2 separate regions of the Homo sapiens genome follow, and region 1 is linked to region 2. The links are chromatin contacts, found by Hi-C or POLR2A ChIA-PET in ENCODE. All regions are on one chromosome and are shown on one strand. Each heading gives the region's core, a stretch centred on a gene start or an enhancer-like site at or near the end of the contact. The rest is flanking DNA. Distances are from core to core; before and after follow the strand shown.

Region 1 (4,729 bases), core at 1,207-3,706, 41 kb before region 2:
TACTACCCTTGGTACAAAGCTCCATAACAGCATGTGCTGAAACTCCAAACATGCCTGTTTTGTTCTGTGTCCCCAGGCCCTAACATTGTGCCTGGCATGTAGTATATGCCCAATACGTGGAGGTAAAGGAATGAACGATCACAGGAGAGACAGAAATGTGAAGAAAAGAAGAAAAACGGTTTTTAGAACTGAGAGGGAGGCCGGGCGCAGTGGCTCACGCCTGTAACCCCAACACTTTCAGAGGCCAAGGCAGGTAGATCCCTCGAGATCAGGAGTTTGAGACCAGCCTGGTCAACATGATGAAATCCCCGTCTTTATTAAAAGTACAAAAATTAGCCAGGCATGGTGGTGGGTGCCTGTAGTTCCACTCGCATGTATATATATATATATATATATATATATATATATATCTCACACACACACACACACACATATACACACATATATATACATATATACACATATATACATATATACATACATATATACATATATATACATATATACATACACACACACATATATATGCAAGTGAAGTGAGATGTCTCTGTAAATTAATTTAAGAAAAAAAGACACTAGTGAGAAAACAGCAAGCTGAAGGAAGCAGAGGCCTCCCACAGGTCTGAAGAAGAAAGAAATTTCTTTCCCAATTAAGCGACACAGCCTTGCATGGTTCCCCAGCAGAGTATGACCAAACCAATGAGTCTTGGCTGGACTCCTGCCTGCAGCTCCACATGATGTCAGGACCTACACACACACACCCACATACACACACGCACATGCACACTCCTACCACACATACAGCTTCCCAGCCAGTAGCACTTCACCCCAACATGTAGAAAGTGCACTTAAGGACAAAAAGGTACCCAAACTCACCCTCACTCACGCTCTGCCAGCCCACATTTCCCTCTGCTCAATTTCCCAGGCCACTCTGGAGACCCCAGCAGAGCAACTGAGAGAAAAAGAGAGCGTTCTTCCTATAATTCACTGAAGACTGTAAAGGCAGCCTCTGCCTCCTTCTCAGGAAACAGCCCAAGGCAAACGTGGACTCAGGCATCTGAGCACAGCATCCAGCCATGCGGGGATTCATCCCACATCTAATCGCAGTTCCCACTTACAGAGCAGGGTGGTTGGAGATGCCTCCAGAGCCCAGCGTGGGGAAGACCTTAGACCCAGCCCAGCAGGGCAACCATCAAGAGGAAGGGAAGAGGTTAACTGCTGAGGACCAGGTTGGCTGAAATGTAGGTGAAATCAGAAATATTGCTTTTGGTAAGGTCTTGACCCCTCCAATCCCTCCAATGCCCAGTTCACAGAATCCTAACTGTGCAAGGGGCAGGAAAGATCAGAAAAGCAGACGTGGAAAAATCAGCATCCCCCACCCCCTGCTTTGCGGGAGGAGCTCCGCTGGCTTCCTCCTGGGGGCTGCTCTGCGGCACCATCTAGCTTCATGGGGCATCTGACCGGCTGCTTCCGCCTGCTTCTTCCTCCCTTCTGCCAGTCTCAGCCCTCCTCCTCTTCAGGGCTCACACCCACTCCCCGACACGCCTTCTTTTAGGACAGCCACTCTCATAGATGTCTGGGAATATGCCTCTGTCCCCATCCTGCCGAATCTACTCCCCAGCAGGCTGGGGAGACACGCTTTGGACCAGGAGGAAAGCTTCCCAGGGCCCCTGCCATTCAACTCTGCCATTCAACCCTGCCATTCAACCCAGCCTCCTCTCCCATGGCTGAGCAGGCTGCCTTCCCGGTGCCAAGCCCATCCTCCCCCACAGCCATGCACCAGTGCACACACATCTACACACGAGTGCACATGTCACACATGCACTGCGGTCGTGTCCCATGGGGTCCCACGGCGTCCCACAGTCTCCGAGGCTCCGCAATCCACCTGGCTCTATCCCTCCATCTCTCACCTGGGTGGAAGCAGCTGCTGGTCCCCCAGGGCACAGGATGTGAGGAAGGTGAGGAGGGTGAGGGGAGAATGGCCGGAGAGCGACCCTCTTCCCAGGCCCTGGTCTTCCTGGCAGGAGGGTTTCGGGTGTTTCTGCAAAGGAAGAGATTTCTAGAAATAGCCTTCACATCCACAGAGGCATAAATGCAGTCGGAGAGGAAGTTCCCTGTGCAGGCCACAGGCTCAGAACCTCGAGAGCCGTCGGGGCTCAGGGAGGAGCCAGCATCGGGGACACACGCGCCTTCCCTGGGTGCTGAGCGCCTCGTGGGGTCACAACACAGCAGAAACTGAGGAGCCCGGCCCGTCCCGCAGCTGCAGACTGAGAGGAGGGAGGAGAAATGACAGCAGAGGCTTGGCCAGGGGCTGGGGCGCCGGGGCCGGTGCCAGGCTGAGCTTCAGAAGGGCTGCAAGAACAGGGGCTTGGATAGGGCAGGAAAAGGACGTCAAGCCAGTTCCTGTTCCTGAGAGGACAGAGATTGTGGCGCCGCTACAAGCTCTGAGCAAAGCCAGCTCCGGGCCTCTGTGTGCCCTTAAGTGGCCTTTAGGACTTCCTCTCACAAGTCCTTCCTCGCTTCCCTTCCCTTCCCTAAAACCCACAACCCGGGGAACTCCAAGCCTGACAGACCAACGCTGCTTCTCAGGGAATGAATGCTTTTCCCCAGCTTGCAAAACGTGAAATGCTAGACTTCGATGCTTTCAAATATTTCACAAAATGAAATCCCTTTTGTGAAAGAACATAGTGTCCAAACTACCTGGTCTCTACTTCATAAGGAAGTCAAACACGGAGGAAGACTTCTTAAAAAATGTTTACTAGGGTAAAAATGATGTAACATTAATAGTACCATCCTAACCATTTCTAAGTGTATAGCCCACAGTAGAAAGTACATTCACATGGTTGTGTGCCAGATCTGCAGGACTTTTCATCCTGCAGCACCCAAACTCTCCCCATTACACCCCAACTCACCTCCCCGAACCCCAGCCCGGGTAACCACCGTTCTACTTTCCGTTTCTATGATTTTTTTTTTTTTTTTGAGACAGAGTCTTGCTCTGTCGCCCAGGCTGGAGTGCAATGGTGTGATCTCGGCTCACTGCAACCTCCACCTCCCGAGTTCAAGCAATTCTCCTGCCCCAGCCTCCCGAGTAGCTGGGATTACAGGTTCCCGCCACCACACACGGCTAATATTTGTATTTTTAGTAGAAACGGGGTTTCACCATGTTGGCCAGGCTGGTCTTGAACTCCTGACCTCAAGTGATCCACCTGCCTCAGCCTCCCAAAGCGCTGGGATTACAGGTGTGAGCCACCACACCCGGCCTGTTTCTATGATTTTTGGCAACGTCAGATACTCATGTGAGTGGAGTCCCACAGTGTCTGCCCTCCTGAGACTGAGCAGAATGCCCTAGAGGTTCATCCAAGTGAGTGCGGGACCCTCTGCGCTCTGCACAGCAGGGCCCTCTTCACAGGATGCAGAGGCTAGGGCCTCGAGGGACTGGAGCTCAAGTTAGTTTTCCAAATGTCTGAGGTGGTGCTAAGCTTTCCAAAGGGACCCCGCAGAAGGAGGAGCAGTGGGGGTGGCTGAAGTAGAGGGGCATGCTTCAGATATGAAGTCTCTACAGTAGTCAAAACCACAGGCTTTGGGGAGCTGCTGTCAGCCTATCACATCCCGAGGGATCCACCCTCCCCCTGGACTGGTCTTCATGCGCCAGCCTTGAGGACTGCTCTACCTTGTTATGAACCTGAGGGAAACCCTGGTTATGCTGGGATGGCTCAAGAAGAGCTTTGGGGACACACAGGACACATCTTGATGGGGAAAGCTGACAAAGCCCTTCCCATGTCCCACTCTACCTGTCTCCTCATTGAAAGAGGATCTATTTTGGAAGAACCCCACCCTTCCTTTACAGTAGGTCAACGCACATAAAACCAACTCATTATAATGAAAAGACAAAAACCCGAAGCCAGGTACTGCAGTTCATCCCCGCTGGGGTACTAACAGAGGCAGAGGCTCAGCAAGAAACTGTTTCCCCAAAATAGAGAAGAAAAGGCTCACTCATTCTTAAATGAAATATTAAGCATCCAGGGATTGCTCTAAGTAAAACTGAAGCTGCAAATAACTCCTCAAAGATTCAGCAAGTCGATTATTTGCTGAGTTGACCATTTTGCAAAATGATCTTTCAGCAAATCAGCTCCTAGAGAATTGATTTCCGTGCAGAAGGCAGGCTGCCGGGTTCTGGTTTGGCACCGATCTGAGGCAGGATGGGGGCTCCCTGCCCCCTAGTGGCTTTGTGGCTAATGACAAGTGCAGCAAAATGCTCCCCAGCGGGCCGAGAGCCCTGACTCAGCAGGCAGGTGAAACACTGGGGAGAAGTTCTAGACTTCCAGAAATCGAATAAGCCAGGAAGACACATGTTATGCAAGCAAGGAGAAATCTACCAGGACCAAGCACCGTATTAGACACAGAGGGCACAAAGATTAGCAAGGCAAATACCTGACTCAAAGGGGCCCTAACTCAGTCTGAGGATGGGGAAGAGACTACGCTGTGGTCACGAAACGAGGTAATGTGCTGTGATAGAGATGCGTCCAGGCTGCCACGCAAGTGAGGAGGAGACGATGTAAACCCCGCAAGATGGAAAAACAACCAATTGGGGAAATAAACTTATAAACAAATCCGTAAACCCGCCATTTCCTGTGGCAGGTACTGACGGAGTGGTAGAGACGGAGTTTCACTATGTCCTGCCATGGAGAAGATTGTAAGGCACAGTGAAGGGAAGGCCGCGCGGGAAAGG
Region 2 (5,521 bases), core at 3,022-5,521:
ATGAGCCCCGCTGATGTGTGCGCCAGTCCTGGAGGGTGGGGGTGGCGGTGGCTAGTATCTGGGCCCTGGGGAAGGCAGCAGCCTCTTGTCTCTACCAGCTCGCCTAAAAGGAAACTCCGTCATTGTCCTCCCTGCAAGCAGCAAGGCCAATGGAATGTCTGAGTCAAAGGCCCTCCTTGGAGGGCAATGGCAAAGTGGCGCTGGGTCTGACAGCAGATGCTGTCCGCCTGGGATCTTGAGCACATGCAGTTTCTGACTGGAGTCTGGGGTGGGAATTGCCATTGTGCGTTAACAACTCCCAGGTGACACCAACGCTGCTGGCCCGGCTTCTCCCTGCTCCACCTCCACCCAGTCCCCATAGCAAGAGTGTGGGTCTGCTGCCTGGAGTCCATCCACCCATCTTCTCATCTCTGGCTTTCCTCTGCTGAACAAAACCTTCCCACTCCCAGCACATGGACTCTAGGTGCAGCTGAGCCCCCTTGGCCATAGGTGCGCGTGTGACAAGGCCTTGCAGAACCCTGCACTCCCCTGGCCACTGAGACGGGTCTAGTAACGGGCACTGACCCGATTCGGGCCAACAAGAGTAGGACCCTCCGCTGTCTCAGATCCATTAGAGAAGGACTGGAAGCTGCCAGGCAGAAGGCTGAGCTGCCGGCTTCTTCCTGGCTGGGTCCGTGTGACCATCGAGTCACTGTACTTTTCACTTACACGAGCTCATCATTTCCTTTTTTGAAATCTGAGTTGAACACAGAACCCTGCCTGATTCACTCCCAACATCACCCACCCACGTTTCAAAGGTGCAGTCCCTAAGTTCCTTACTCACAGGACCCTCCTGGCTGACAGAGGCCATAGAAGAAGTCAGAGTCAGACGACGCAGCACAGGGTCACGGTGCCAAAGCGAGCCCACCGCACTCCAGCCAGGCATTCCATTGACGGGAAGGAAGTTACTTACCCAGGTCTCACGGCCACCCGGCGGCGGGCAGGACAGAAGGTCAGCTGTCCAGAGCGCTCTGCGAGAGGTGGTCTTCAGCCAGGTCCTACTCGGTGGGGAGGCCCAAAGAGCAATGGTAGAGTCTCTGTGCCACGCTGTGCACTCGCGTCCTTTCCATATCTACTTGTTTGCTTCTCACAACGCCATAAGGAAGAGGAGCAGGGAAGGGGACTAACCTCAGGAGAGGCATGTGCCTGGCCGAGACCTCCCATTGGAGACAGACCAGCACAGGGGCCTGGTCTCCCGACTCAAGCACTCTTAGCCGTCCACTGCTCAAGCACTGAGGGAACCGTCCGACGCTTCTCGGCAAGTCTGGCCTCACCGTGGGCTGCGCAGGCAGCAAGGGCTGCAGCCCCTATATGTGTGAGTCAGGTGCAAAGGGCAGTCACTGTGCAGGTGCCAGAAGCCTACAATAGCTCGTCACTGAGGCTCTGATGTGTGTCTTCTAGGGTCTTTGGTCACCAGGCAACCTTGAAACATAATTCCTCAAGAGATGATGGAGGCAGAGACAGAGGCCACCACCCTGCTCCCCGCTAAGCCCCAAATGACCACTCCTTACACAAGCTGATGTTGAGAGAACATTTATTCCACTCAGTCAGCTCCCGCAGGAGTCAGCAACCTGTAGAAATATCCAGGCTGGACGACCACTTCCGTGCACTCCTGCAGAGCCGGGGTGGGGGTGGGGGTCCCTGATGCTCCCACTGCCCCAAGGAGGTAAGAGCCTGAGGCCTCCGACATCCACTTTTGACCCAGGGGAGCCAGCCCACAGCCCAAGAAAAGGCACCCTTGAGTTAACTCACATACCCTCTCCCCACGTGCACTGCCCATTACCGGCCACCGACAAGCTCCAGCGCTTGAGGCACCAGTCAGCCGACAAGTGTTTCCTGAGAGTTAGGAGCCCAGTCCTGTGCTAGACCCTGGTAGGACTCAAGAGGAAATGACAGTCCCTTGCCCTCAGGGAGCTAACTGTCTAGTTAGGGACTCAAGACACACACGGAAGAGACTGGAGCGTCCATGGGACAGCACGCAGTTCGGGGGCAGGGGCTCACACCGGACCTGTTCGGAGCAGGAAGGAGGAATGTGGGCTGGGTGGTTTGGGAAGCCGGGCCCCGTGGATCAGAAGGGCTTAGCTGGGTAGAGGAGAGGAAAGGGGACATGTCCGAGCAGTATAGGGGAAGGCACAGAGGCAGGAACAAGCACAGCACAGTGATGGGCAGAGGGGGACACAAACTGCACCATTAGCACAAAAGGGGCGTGTGTGGAGGTTTCCTCTAGGTCGGCCAAGGATCAGAGCCAGACTGGAAGCTCCTGGGGCTGGGAGCACCTTCTCGTTCTCGGATCTCCCCCTGAGCATTCTGCTATTCCAGGGTGAGGCATACAGTAGGAGGTAACAATGTATGATCCAACCTGCATCGAAGACAGCAAGACTCCAGTGCAGGGATCCACAGGCTGCCCTCCAACCACGCTGACCCAAACCCATCCCAGCCCTGGTCAGTTTTGCCTTTTCTGATGTTCATTCTGGGGAGGCAGGTGAGAACTTGTAGCTTCCAGGCTGACTGGTTCAGGTGTGAAGATGGGAGGAGTCCTTGCCCTGCTGCCTGCCTGGGCCCTGTTCCCTTCAACTGCACTGCTGCATACTCAGAGAACACACAGAAAGATCCTCCACCGACCTCTCACCCTGCCCAGAGCCACAGGCACCAGGAGCGAGGCCCTCATCCTCTTCCTCCCCAGCCCACTGGGCTGAACACTTGGCCAGCTGGGAGGAACCGCTGACTGGGCTTGGTTGGTGGAAGCAGGATTCTTTCTCCCTGGGGCAGACTCAGACCAGACTCAAGCTCCCACCAGCGTCCACAGCAGTCCAGCTTCCCCTGAGACCACACAGTGAAATCAGAGCCCAGGCCAGGAGCAAAGGGCTCCTTTGTGGAAGCCAGCGGCCAGTCAGGCAGAACAAGAAACAAAACCAGAAGAGAAAATCTAGCCCAAGGGACCTCTGCCAATGTCTGGGGAAGGGAAATGAGGCTCCAGAAACCTGACGCACCATTCGTTAGGTCTGGGAGAAGGGAATGACTAAAAAGGGCTCCTCGGAATTCTTTATTCCTGAACAAGGGAAGGAGGCTTGGCCAGGGGGAGGGAGGGGCACTACTTGTACAGTGGCCTTGACTCGGGGCTCAATGTGTGACAGGTAAGGAAAGGGCAGCAGGTGAAGTCCCCAGGGCTGAGGTTCTTAGCCTGGAGTCCAGGGATGGGTTTCATTCAGGGAGTCCAGTGGCTCCTGAAATTGCTTGGGGTTTTTGAGTCTACGTCAGTTATCTGTTTTCCTAGGGAAGGTCCGTAACCTTCATCAGATTTTCCAAGGGCTTCGTGTCTCCAAAGAGCTAAGAAGCACTGCTCAGAAAGGAAAATGAAGCCTGCAGGTTTCATTCACATCTGGAAGAAGGTTTTGCCTCTAGAACCAGGTCTGCCACCAACTTGCTGTGTTAGCTTAGACCAATCACTTCCTGTCTCTGAACTCTAGCCAAGTGGTGGACCAGGCGGGAGCAGAGAAGCCAGCTCTCCACACAGGCATCGTCCTACCACCAGTGGCAGAGAGTGGGGGCCTGTGGCCAGGCAGCCAGGATGAGGTCTGCCCCAGCTGTGATTCCCACCAGGCCTGGAGAGTTTGTCCACCAGAGCTTGGAATCTGCTTCCAATTCCAGGCTCCAACCAGTCACCTCCACTGGTCACCGCAGTGCACCTCTTGAGGCAGGTCTTCTTACTGGATGTGTCCTCATGCCCGGGTGCAGTGCCAGCCAGGCCTCCATGGAACTCCATTCCTGGTCTCCGTGTCCAGATGGGTTCTGCACCTATCGGGTCTTAAGATCCTGCCCACTCTGCAACTGTCGACAGAAACAAAGAGATCAGGATCAGGTGTGGAGCCGTGACATGGCCCTGCCCAGCCACCCCTCTGGGGCTAGGAGGGAGCGATCAGCTGGCCTACCCTGAATCTGTCCTAGGGTTTGAATGAATCCTCTTTGTCCCCTACCAAGCACTGCAAGGATTACGAATCCCATTTACAGATGAGACACCTTGGGTTCAGGGCATTTTGGTGACTGACTCCAGGTGTCCGAAGCCCCTGTTTAATTTCATCTTTGCCACCAATGCTAGTCTACAGCACCTGGGAGTGGTAGGCAGAGGACAGTCTCCGAGGAGCCATAGCCACATAGCACTGAGGATGGGCAGAGGGGGCAGTGGGGAGGGACGAGTCTCCAGCACCCAGCACAGGACTGAATGTGCAGGTCCCCTCGAAGCCCCAGCTCCCTTCCTCCCAAACCACTCCCAGGGATGCCATGTCCCCTTCAAACACCCGTACCACCCCTAACACCCCTGCCCCAGCTCCTATCACATGGCCCCAAATCCTCCCTGCTCCATCGTCCACTTTTTAAGCAGTGAAGCTAAAAGGTTCTGGGATTCAGAATCCAAAACAAAGCCCTGGCTTCCACCTGTTGTACCCCTAAGTACCAACTGTGGTGTAGGCAAGCTTGGCAAACCTGTTTCCTCATCTGCCAAAAGGCTGAAGAGGCCCGTGCCTCAGAGCGCCAGCTTGGAACCAGAGGTCCTGGAGCAGAGTCCTGGCTGCCCCCTTTCTCACTGCCAGACCTTGGCCAGGCCTCTTAGCTGGGGGCCTTATGTTCTCTTGCCCAGATGACCCAAGCCCCTCGAGGCTCCAGCTCTTCCCACATCAGTCTGTCCTCACAGTGCCTCTGATTCTCCTCCTAAAGCATAAGTCTGAGATCATAGCACTCATCTCATTAAAAATCTCAGTGTCCCCACCCCCTGACCACGAAGTCCTTTGTAGGGCAAACCTCCCCTTGGGACACCTGGAGACAGTCACTGAACTATCAGGACCCCCCCTCCCTTGAAAACACCCTTCTACACACTTGCTCTTCCTAGAACAATTTTATTTGTCCCCATGACCTGGTTCAAAGCCATCAAACTCCCCTGGGTGACGAAGAGAAACCAGTCACCCTCCTCGGTCTCACCCCAGAGCACTTTGTAGGTTGGCCCCGCGTCACACACCGAGTGTGAGCACCCCGTGTCAGGGCCTGCGGTCCTCATGTGTGTCTCTGGGAGAGCCCAGCCCGGCACAGTCAGTGGCACATGGTGTGGCAGAATCAACTAAGGCTCTGTGCACCAGTGACCTCACCCTCTCTCATCCAGTAGCTGCAATATATCCCAGCGAGGAAGAGTCCCTCATCTATATCCCCAACTTACAGATGAGTAAACTGAAACATGAAGTGAAATGACATCTCAAGGACAGCAGAGAGTGTGTACAGGAGCCAGGAGGCCTAGGGGCTGAGGTTGGGCGTGGGGTTTGTGGAAAGTGGCCTCTCCAAGTCTCTTTCAACTCTGACATTCTGGGGATGAAGATCCGGTAAGCAGCTCATCACAGAGAAACCTACAGCCCGGTACCCAGACCGCCCCACCTGCCATCAAGAATCAACACCACGCACTCCACCCCCACCACTCCCAGCCCTGAGAGGGGCTCTGGCC

The links. A loop is a pair of places that touch in the nucleus more often than their neighbours do. ChIA-PET counts read pairs that join two places held with the same protein, here RNA polymerase II (POLR2A). Pooled maps may share reads with other maps.
Region 1: a map of naive thymus-derived CD4-positive, alpha-beta T cell shows a loop between it and region 2 (4-fold over the local background). The contact joins the promoter of GIMAP8 here to the enhancer-like site in region 2. A Hi-C loop is called at or near these places in 2 of 168 maps with a recorded cell type or tissue (PC-3 and naive thymus-derived CD4-positive, alpha-beta T cell) and 8 of 50 pooled maps. POLR2A ChIA-PET finds 5 or more read pairs at or near these places in 11 of 52 experiments (CD4-positive, alpha-beta T cell, CD4-positive, alpha-beta memory T cell, CD8-positive, alpha-beta memory T cell and 7 more).

Annotation. Positions count from the first base shown.
Region 1 is chr7:150,448,357-150,453,085 of GRCh38, reverse strand. It overlaps GIMAP8 (GTPase, IMAP family member 8), which reads right to left and starts at 2,456. Exons shown (of 5, transcript NM_175571.4): 1 at 1,911-2,456.
Region 2 is chr7:150,408,506-150,414,026 of GRCh38, reverse strand. LOC728743 (zinc finger domain-containing protein LOC728743) reads right to left here. Exons shown (of 3, transcript NM_001395976.1): 3 at 1,557-3,867. Among named protein-coding and RNA genes, the nearest start is that of LINC00996, 22 kb to the left of the region's middle. Within about 2 kb of position 4,271, at least 2 of the 41 ENCODE cell types and tissues checked have a DNase peak (open chromatin) inside an H3K27ac peak, as active enhancers do.